Linked DNA regions of Homo sapiens: region 1 is linked to region 2. Evidence: read pairs that join two places in POLR2A ChIA-PET (ENCODE). Cell type or tissue: A673. All regions are shown on one strand. Links, peaks and the distances in the headings refer to the core of each region. The heading gives the core; the rest is flanking DNA. Region 1 has its middle 400 kb from the start of MANEA-DT. Region 2 has its middle 720 kb from the start of TSG1.

Evidence for each region. Peaks named below come from ENCODE experiments on the same cell type or tissue, not always from the same donor. Only the 100,000 strongest peaks of a DNase experiment are listed, where the experiment ranks them.
Region 1: POLR2A ChIA-PET joins it to region 2 with 8 read pairs; 1 of 35 experiments calls an interaction of 5 or more read pairs at or near these places.

What each region holds. Positions count from the first base shown.
Region 1 is chr6:95,173,752-95,179,145 of GRCh38, reverse strand. No RefSeq gene overlaps it. Among named protein-coding and RNA genes, the nearest start is that of MANEA-DT, 400 kb to the left of the region's middle. In A673, for the core only: no CTCF peak of the experiment used is centred there; a DNase peak (open chromatin) is centred at 2,655; H3K27ac peaks cover 1,388 bases.
Region 2 is chr6:94,421,826-94,427,219 of GRCh38, reverse strand. No RefSeq gene overlaps it. Among named protein-coding and RNA genes, the nearest start is that of TSG1, 720 kb to the right of the region's middle. In A673, for the core only: no CTCF peak of the experiment used is centred there; a DNase peak (open chromatin) is centred at 2,329; H3K27ac peaks cover 2,722 bases.

The sequences.
Region 1 (5,394 bases), core at 157-5,156, 750 kb before region 2:
CTTATGAAATACTTTGTCTATGCCAACCGACCTCTCTAAAGACCAAGATTTAAGTAAACCAAAACCAGAAAAAGCACAGACCACCAATTAGCCTAAATGTGTGAATTGGTGTAAGGACTGAGGATAGAAAGGAAAGGTGTGGTATTCCGGGAAGCAAAACAACTCAGCAGCTTAATCATTACTTTTAATTTTTTTTTTAAATTTTGCCTTGAGTTCTGGGATACATGAGTAGAATGTGCAGGTTTGTTACGTAGGTATACATGTGCCATGGTAGTTTGCAGCACCTATCAACCTGTCATTAAGATTTTAAGCCCACATGCATTAGGTATTTGTCTTAATGCTCTCCCATATTTTGCCCCCCATGTCCCAACAGGTCCCAGTGTATGTTGTTCCCCTCCCAGTGTCCATGTGTTCAGAAATATATTCCCATTACTTACTAATCTATCAATGCCTTGCAGAGAACACTTTTGCAGTAAAATAGTACTGCAACAATGGACTTGAAATCTGTGAATTCAAAGTCACTGAAAATAGATTTGAATCATGGCTATTTAAAAACACAAAAATAATTTAAAAGCAGTACCCTGATATAGAGGTGCTTTAAAATTAGCCTAGCATAAGGGATTCGAGGGATTGGGAGGCTGCTTTAGAGGTGAATGAGATAGAAAGGGTTCAGCTTATGCTCAAATTTATACTCCCTAGAATAACAACTTCTGGTGATTCAAGAAGGAAAATAAATTATTTTCATTCAGTCTATATAAATTATAAGTATTAAACTGAAGAATAAAAAATAAGTTGGAACACATTCAAGACCATAAAAATTAGAAAAATATCTGTTCAAAATATATTATGTGGATTTAATGAACATTATAACTGGAGTTCCTTTCAGTAAATAATAATTTCATATTACAGTTGACCCTTGAACAACACAGGCTTGAACTGCATGTTCCACTCATACACACATTTTCTTCTGCCTAGGTCACCTCTGAGATAGCAAGACTAACCCATCCTCTTCCTCCTCCTCCTCAGCCTACTTGATGTGAAGATGATGAAGATAAAGACATTTATGATGATCCACTTCCACTTAATGAATAGTAAATATATATTATTTTCCTTATGATTGTCTTAATAACATTTTCTTTTCTTTAGTTTACTTTGTTGTAAGAATACAAAATATGTGTGCTAATGAGCTGTTTATCACTAAATCTTCCTTTCAACAGTAGGCTATTAGTAGTTAAGTTTTGGGAAAGTCAAATGTATATGTGGATGTTTCACTGCGTGGAGTTAGCACCCTCAACCCCCACGTTGTTCAAGGGTCAACTATATTTGTTTTAAGGTTCTATGCTGTATACAGAGGTGCAAACTAAAAACTCTTCAGGAGCCAGACAAGTAAGTTAAATATGGATAGGTTCAATTCTAATCCCATAGGTGTTGATGGGAATTGAAAATTTAGCTCTATGAAAAGATTCACTGCGTAGGCCGAACAGAACACATCTGCAGGCAACATCAGGGGCTCTTAGGACACTGACAAAGCATCATATATCTTGAAAATGATTAGGAAGAATTTAAAAATAAATTATGAAGTAAATTAATTACCTTGTAAAGTATGATATCTAGGCTTGAAGTTTTGAGGAGGAAATTCCAAAACAATTCATTTCATTATTATGCAAAGAAACTTTTGTGCTTTGCCTCTCCTTTGAGAGTCTGCAGCTCTTACCTTAATGCTCCCCTTTCATCTTTTCAAAATAAACAGTAGCAATATCCTTGTAAAGAATCGGGATTTACACCTTTTAAAATGTGATTCTCACTATATGAAATTGGCACTCTTATTAAACTATAAAAGCCAACTAAAATAAAATGTAAATCTATGTTTAAAAATATTTTAATAAACGGAGAGATACTGAGCTACTGACCATTGCAGACATTGCTTGGTTTACTGACAAATTTGGATATAAAAGTTTCCATATACATCTTGCTTTCATAGGCTTGTCATTACTCTTCTATTGTATACCATTGGCAGTAAGTTTTAAAAATTATCGGTATTATTTCTAGATTTTTACATTTTCCATATTGCATTTAAATACGTTTTGTCATCTGAGCTTCACCCGACCACAACTTTGTCTTTATTTGAACTTACATATAAGGAAACTGAAATTCTACGAGATTATGTGATTAAATGTAGGCATCAAATCAATAGTAAGAACAAAACATAAACCTGAATTTTTTCTATTTTAGACTGGTTTTTATCATGCCTGGAGACTTCAATAGAAACATAGTTATATTTTATTATCTTTCTCCCAAACATCTTTTAACTATTTTTTTAACTTGTCTTCTAAACCTACCTGTAAAGGAAATATGATTGGTCTCAGAATACAGTCATGGGAAAGAGACATTTAGGAAGTTTAAGTTCTTACTAGAAATCAAGCAGTGATTCAGAACAGACCCAACAGAGAATGAAGATTTTCTGACTCCTCTCGGGAAGCTTTGTTTTCTGTTCTAGCGTGAGCCTTGCAAGAAAGCAGTAACTCTTCATTTAGCTTAATATAATTATTCTGGATTCATTCACCCATAGACTAAATGGCTCTGTAGTTTACATGCTCTTTTACTTACAGTTTATGGTTTTAATTATAGCTTTCATCACTTCCTTTGACCTGTCATTCCTTTGCAAGATTCTTTCATTCCCATTGGCTGTTGATGGCAATGTTGCAGATATTTTACTTCAGGCCTGTGTTTTTGTTCCATTTATGCTAATGACAAATCCTACACTTCTAACATGCTACTTAGGGTAGAATTCAGTGGAGTTAATTATATTCCCTGCATAATGTAATTCTGAACTCCCTGGGATGAAAATAGCATTAGAATTTTCTATAATTTTATGTTTGCTCTCTCATTACTTCTGAGATTTAAACAGATTTAGTTTAGGTGACCTGAAGTTCAAGGTTTTCCTAAGTGAACTGAATGAATTATCTCTGCTTTCCATTTAGCAATGATGTTTATAAACTGACAATGAAACAGGATGACAGTCTCCTAAGGGTAGCGAGCCAGGCAGGATACTTGTCAGCACCATTACATGTTCGTTGGTTTGTTTTGTATTTTTTCACTGGTTCTTTGTTCATGAAAGTCAAATCACAAAATAATCCTAAAGGATCTTGAGGTCAACCAGGATTGTATTAGCTGTTCTCACATTTCAAGTTTCTGATGAGAAAACATAAAAAGAAAGAAATACAATTATTTCTCAAGCAAAAATAGCCTTTTCATTTATGTCCTACCTATGCATTCATGTGGAATGGTAAATATTGATTTTTGCAAGCAATGATGGCAATTTCTTCCAGTTTTCTCTATGGCCGCATGGTGTAATAGAACAAAGACTTCAGCATCAGACAGTCATGTATTTGTCTGGTGGATATACACTATTCCTGCAAGGACAGACTACCTAACAGCTTTAAGTTTCACATGAGAAACTGAGATAATAATGCCTATTTTACACAGATAGTTATGTGGGTCAAATATGATAACATACATTGAAGTTCCTTAATAAAATTAGTAATTATTCCTAAGTTTTGCACTTATATATTGGTGGTAGTTATTTAGACTAATTTACTTACCCCAAATTTACAAAATTCCAGAATATTCAAGAAAGTATCCTTAGAAGTGTCTAAGTTATCTTGCATTATGCTTACTCCTAGTCACACTAGGCTAAACACAGTGTTAAGTTTTAATAACAACAGATCCCATTTTCAGAGTCTCTGGGACCCATGCCCTTTGAGTTCTTCCACTGTGGCTCAGGTAGGTCAGCAGAGTTTCACAGGGCCTTTCCAATGGTCAAAATTTACATTTTCTTCCATCAGAGCCATGTCTTATCTGCCATTTCTAGGTGAACTGACAGCACAACCTTAATATCTCCTGTCATTGCTGAGGTTGATTGACAGACTCTCAAGCAATCTGGTCATCTAGATGACTTTCTCACATTTCTAATATTATGAAAGGTGTTATTATGTAAATAGATATTGAGCTGAAGTAGTAGAACATATTCTTCCCATACCCAACTCCACCCTGAAGAATTATATTGTAATTCATTACTAGGCCACAAAATATAATTGCATTTTTAAAAATCTTCTTAAACTACATGTAGTGATAGAGCTTTTTCATTTCACTTACTTTTTTCTCTATAGGTACCAAGGAATAAGCCAAAAGAAAATCTGACATGCATCATTACTAAAATAAAAATTTTCCTTAGAGCCAACCCTAATCCTTATCCATAATTGTGAACCTCAACTGTATCTGTCCTCTGGCTAGCTTCCTACTTTATGAGTTATTAATGCCTTAAAAGTTGGGCAGCCATTAGTCTCCAATCAAAAGGCAATAAATTGTTTCATGAATACAAGAATGCCAACTGGTCTCCTTCATAATTCCTCCACACATTTTTAGATTTAGATAAATTATCCAAGGTAAAATGCATGATTTCTCTTCATGTTACTGTGGCTACTTAAGATATGTGAGGATGCTCATCTATGTCATATAATTGTGGTCAAAATTTATTAAAAATACCAGAGACCAATTTACATATGCATTATTGACTAAACTAATAAGCATATATTATGATAGAGCTATTATTATTTACAGTCATGTTTTTGCAATTCTGTTCTTGATGCTAGCTTTATGTTATACTTATCTGGTCTTGAATTACAAATGAATCATATTTCCCAGGAGGCTGGATTCATATTCAAAATATTTATCAGATATCGTTGTAAAAATGACAGGTTATTTAGGAGGCTGGAGGTTGGAAGGAGGGAGAGGATACGGAAAAATAACTAATGGGTACTAGGCTTAATACCTGGGTGATGAAATAATCTGTACAACAAACCCCCATGACACAAGTTTACTTGTGTAACAAACCTGTACATATACCCCTGAACTTAAAATGAAAATTTAAAAAAAAGAAAGAAAAATCATGGACTAAGCTAATTTTAAATGTACTCTTTTACATAAACTGAAAGTATTTTCTAACTTCTGGGGCTCTAATTGAGAAGGTCATTATATTTGTATGTTCATATGAGACACTTGTAACTATACCTGTGGAGTTTTAAAAGTTGAGTCAGACCTACCTATGGCATATAGAATTTTGCATGGGCTTATTATTTGTTACAGAACATCATAGGGTTTCTAGGGAAGCAAAAGTATTTTCTTCCTAAATATAATTGAATTGCTAGCCTATTCAGAAGAACCTATTTGCATTAAAGTAGTGATGTTGCTTCCTAACCTTCCATGAACTACTAAAAATGTCTTTGAAAGATTTGAAATGTGGGATTCTGTACTATCACCTGGTACACTAAAGTTGAAATTAAAGATGGGCTTAGATAAGAGATCTTATTTTCTTTTTAAACAAATGTGAGTTTT
Region 2 (5,394 bases), core at 208-5,207:
CCAGCAGCAGCCATGTTGCACAGAGAGAATCTGTGTGCTTGGGGAAGGGAAAACAAAGTGATTGTCAGACTTTGAGTTGAAATTTAGTGCTGTTCTGTCAGAGTAGAAAGCAAAATGGGGCAGAATTTGACTCATTCTCATGGAGGAAATATTTAGATTAGCCTTAGCCAAAGGGGAATTGTTTGTCCCAGCAGTTGGAACATGAGTTCTGGCTGGTACCACCAATATAGGCTAAAGTGTTCTGGGACCTAAATAAATTTGAAAGACAGAACTGCAATTTCTGGACAAGTTCTTGTGCTGTGTTAGGATCAGAGCCAATGGACTTGGGGCTCATGTGACCAAGTGAGACGCTAGCTAGAATGGCAAATGAGGTGCTGGCATAACCCCTTCCCCAAAACCAGGCAGTGCAGCTTGCAACTTGAGAAGGAGAGAGAAGAATAAAGAAGATATTGTCTTGCAACTTGGATACTAGCTCAGCCACAGTAAAACAAAGCACCAAGAAGAGTCCTAGACCCCTCATTTCAGACCATAGCTCCCATATGACATTTCTGGACCCACCTTGGGCCAGAAAGGAACCCACTCTTCTGAAGGAAAGGACCCAGTTCTGGCAAAATTCTCCACCTTCTGACAAAAGAGTCTTGTACCTTGAATAAACATCAATGGTAGCAAGGAAATAGCTGCTACAGCCCTTGGGTGAGACCCAGTATTGTGCTGGCCTTAGATGTGAACCAGTAAAGTCCCAATGGTGATAGTTACAAGAGTACTTGCATCACCACTCCCCAACTCCAAGTAGCACAGCATGGAGAGAGAGGCTCCATTTGCTTGCGGGGGAAGTTAGGAAAGAGAATAAAAGACTCCACCTGGCAATCAAGGAAATTCTCATGGATCTTACCCAAGACCACTAAGGTGGTACCTCTATGGCTATGCAAGATTTGGAGCACTACTGAGCTTGAGGTGCTTCCTAATGCACATACAGATGCAGTGAACAAAGATTTAGATAATGACACTCAATTCCATGTGAATGCTTGGAAACCTTCTCAAGGAGGATGGGTACAAACAAACCAAGACTATAAAGATTAGAATAAACAACTTGGTCTTTAATGACCAGATGTTGTTGAACATCCATAAGCATCAAGACTACCCAGGAAAACATGACCTCACCAAATAAACTAAATAAGGGGCCAGTGACCAGTTGTGGAGTAACCAGATGTTTGACCTTCAGACAGAGAATTCAAAATAGCTCTTTTGAGGAAACTCAATGAAATCTATGATAACACAGTGTAAACATTCAGAATTCTAGCAGATAAGTGTAAGAAAGAAATAGAAACAGTTAAAAACAATCAAGTAGAAATTCTGGAGCTAAAAAGTTTAACTGACAAACTGAAGAATATATCGGAATCTCTCAACAACAGAATTAATCAGTCAGAGGAAAGAATTAGTGAGCTTGAAGTTAGGCTATTTGAAAATATACAGTCACAGTAGCCAAAATAAAAAACAATAAATTGTAAGGAAGCACACCTACAAGATCTAGAAAACAGCTTTAAAAAGGCAAATCTAAGAGTTATTGACCTTAAAGGGAAAACTTATAGACCAGGAGAGAGTGTCATGGTATATATAAAATGCTAAAAGAAAAAAAAAAAAGAAAGAAAAATTTTATCTTAGAATAGTATATCCAGAAAAGAATACCCTTCAAACATGAAGGAGAAATAAAGACTTTCCCAGACAAACAAAAACCAAAGGATTTCCTCAACAACCGACCTGTCCTGCAAGAAATGGTAAAGGGAGTTCTTTCATCTGAAAGAAAGGAAAGTTAACAAGCAATTCTGAAGGTACAAAATTTGCTGGTAACAGTGAGAACACAGATAAATACACAATATTGTAACCTTGTAATTGTGGTGTATAAAGCGCTCATATCTTTAGAAAGGGGAATATCAGATGAACTTATCAAAAATAATAACTACAACAACTTCAAGACATAGTATATATAATAAGATATAAATAGAAACACCAAAAAGTTGAAAAGCATGGGGGATGAAGTTAAAGTGTAAGTTTTCTTTTTATCAGTTTTCTTTTTACTCGTTTGTTAGATTATTTATTTGTTTATGTAATGAGGGTTAAGTTGTCATGAGTTTAAAATGATAGGTTATAAGATGTTCCTTGCAAACCTCATAGTAACATTAAATTAAAAAAAAACCTAAAAGAGATACACAAAAATATAAGGCAAGAAATTAAAATGTATCACCAGAGAAAATTACTTTAATCAAAAGGAAAATGGAAGGAGGAAGGAAGGAAGGAAGGAAGGAAGGAAGGAAGGAAGGGGAGGTCATAAACCAACCATAAAACAAATAACACATGGCAGGAGTAAGTCCTTACTCATTAATACTAACATTGAATGTAAATAAACTAAGCTCTCCAATCAAAAGTTATAGAGTGAATGAATGGATTTTTTTAAAGGCACAATGATCTGTTGCCTAAAAAAGAAATACACTTCAACTGTAAAGACACATATAGCCTGAAAATAAAGAGATGAAAAAATATTCCATGCAAATGGAAACCAGAAGAGAGGGGGCATAGCTATACTTACGTCAAATAAAAAAAAAATTTAAGACAAAAACTATGAAAAGAGATAAAGAAGTTCATTAGATAATGATAAAGGGATCAATTCAACAAAAGAATGTAACAATTGTAATATATATGCACCCAATATTGGCATACTCAAATTTATACAGCAAACATTAGAAACGCAGAGAAATAAACTCCAATACAATAATAGTTGGAGACTTCAAAACTTCACTTTCATCAATGGACAGATCATTCCGATAGAAAATCAATAAACATCAGACTTAGTCTGCACTATAGACCAAATGTACCTAATTGATATTTACAGAACATTTAATCTAATGGCTGCAGAATACACATTCTTCTCCTCAGCACATGGATCATTCTCAAGGATAGACCTGCATGTCAGGCCACAAAGCAAATGTTTTAAAAATCCAAAGAAGTAAAGAAGTGAAATCATATCAAGTATCTTCTCTGACCACAATAGAATAACACTAGAAATAAAAAAAAACTGTCAGATCTGGTAAACAAATTCAGTAAAGTTGCAGAATACAAAACAAACATACAAAAATCGGTAGCATTTTTATATGTCAACAGTGACCAATCTGGTAAGACACCTAGGACTATACTGAAGCAGAGTAGTGAGAGATGTCTACAATGAAAACTATAAAACATTGATACCAGAAATTAAAGAGCACACACACACAAAAGGAAAGATACTTTATGTTCATAGATTAGAAAAATCAATATTGTTAAAATGCCCATACTACCCAAAGCAATCTACAGATTCAGTTCCATCCCCATCAAAATACCAATGACATTCTTCCCAAAAGTAGAAAAAAAATTCTAAAATGTATATGGAACCACAAAAAATCCAGAATAGTGATAGCCATCCTGAGCAAAAAGAACAAAACAAGAGGAATCACTTTACCTGACTTCAAATTATACTGCAGAGCTGTAGTAACCAAAACAGCATGGTATTGGCATAAAAACAAACACATGGATCTGTGGAACAGAATAAGGAACCCAGTAATAAATCAACGCATCTACAGTGGATGCATTTTTAACAACGGCATCATGAACATACAATGGGGAAAGGACGGTCTCTTCAACAAATTGCTGGGAGGGATGGGAAAGATGGCAAATGGTGATAGTTAATGGGTACGAAAATATTTAGAATAATTAAAATCTAGTATTTGGTAACAGAAAAGAGTGACTACTATTGGTAATGATTTGTTGTACATTTTATAATAATTGAGGGCATATAATAGGTAGGTTCATTATATGAAGAAATTATGATTGCTGGAGGTTATAGATACTCCATTTGCCCTGGAGTATGTATGCCAGTATCAAAATATCTCATGTACTCCATGAAGGTATAACCCTACTATGCACCCATAAAAATTAAAAATTTAAACATTTAAAACAAAATTGAAGGATGATAAAGAGTTTTTCAGACTAACAAAAACCAATTGAGTTAATCACCACTGTACATTCCTTACAAGATATGTTAAGGTGAGTTGTTTAAGCTGTTTAAGCTAAAGGAAATGATGCTAATTAGTAATATGAAAACATATGAAAGTATAAAAATCACTGGTAGAGGTAAGTACACTGTAAATCCAAACACTCTAATACTGTAATGGTGTTGGGTAGGTTATTTATATCTCTAGTATGAAGGATAACAGACAAAACAATTACAAACAACTAAATCCATAATGATTTGTTAAGGAATGCTAATTATTTTAAAATGTAATTGCAACATCAAAAATATAAAACATGGAAGGAGCAGGAGAAAAAATGTGGAATGTGTATATGCAATCAAAGTTACATTATTTTTAGCTTAAAATAGTCAGCTGTTAGTATAAGAAGTTTTATGTTAGCTTAAGGGTAACCACAAAGCAAAATTCTATAATAAATACAGAACAGTCAAAAAGAAAAAAAGCCAAAGCATACCACTTACAGAAAGCCATCAAATTATACGCACAGATACCAAAGAAAAGCAATAGGGGAAGAAAGAAACAAAAAGTCTGCTAAAGAACCCGAAAATAAGTAACAAAATGGCACTAGTAAGTCCTTATCTATCAATAATTACTTTAAGTGTAAATGGATTAAATATTCTAATAAAAAATGTGCAGTAATTGAATGGATAAAAAATAACTCACCTCTAGGCTGTCTAAAAAAGACTCACTTCACCTTAACAGACTCTGAGAGACTGAAAGTAAAGGGATAGGAAAATATATTCCATGCAAATGGAAATTAAAAAACACCAGGGGTAGCTACACTTATTTCAAACAAAATAGACTTGAAATCAAAAACTGTAAAAAGAGACAAAGAAGGTCATTATATAGTGATAAAGGTGTCAATTCATCTAGAGGATAAAACAATTATAAATATATATGTACCCAACATAAGAGCACTGAAATATTTAAAGAAAACAATAAGACACCTGAAGGGAGACAGACGGCAATATAATAATTACAAGGGCTTTCAATACCCCACTTTCAGCCATACACAGATGATCTAGACAGAAAATCAATAAACATTAGACTTGAAATACACATTAGACCAAATGAATCTTACAAACATATATGTAACATTTTGCCCAACAGCAACAGAATATACATTCTTTCCAAATGTAAACAGAACATTCTCCAAGATATATCATATGTTATTCTCAACACAATACTAGCAAATCATTAAGCCATATATCAAAAGGATCATTCATCATGACCAAGTGAGAATTATCCCTGAGGTGCAAAGTAGTTTCAAAATATGCAAATTATTTAATGTGATTCACCATATTTATTGACAAAGGACAAAAACAATGACCATCTC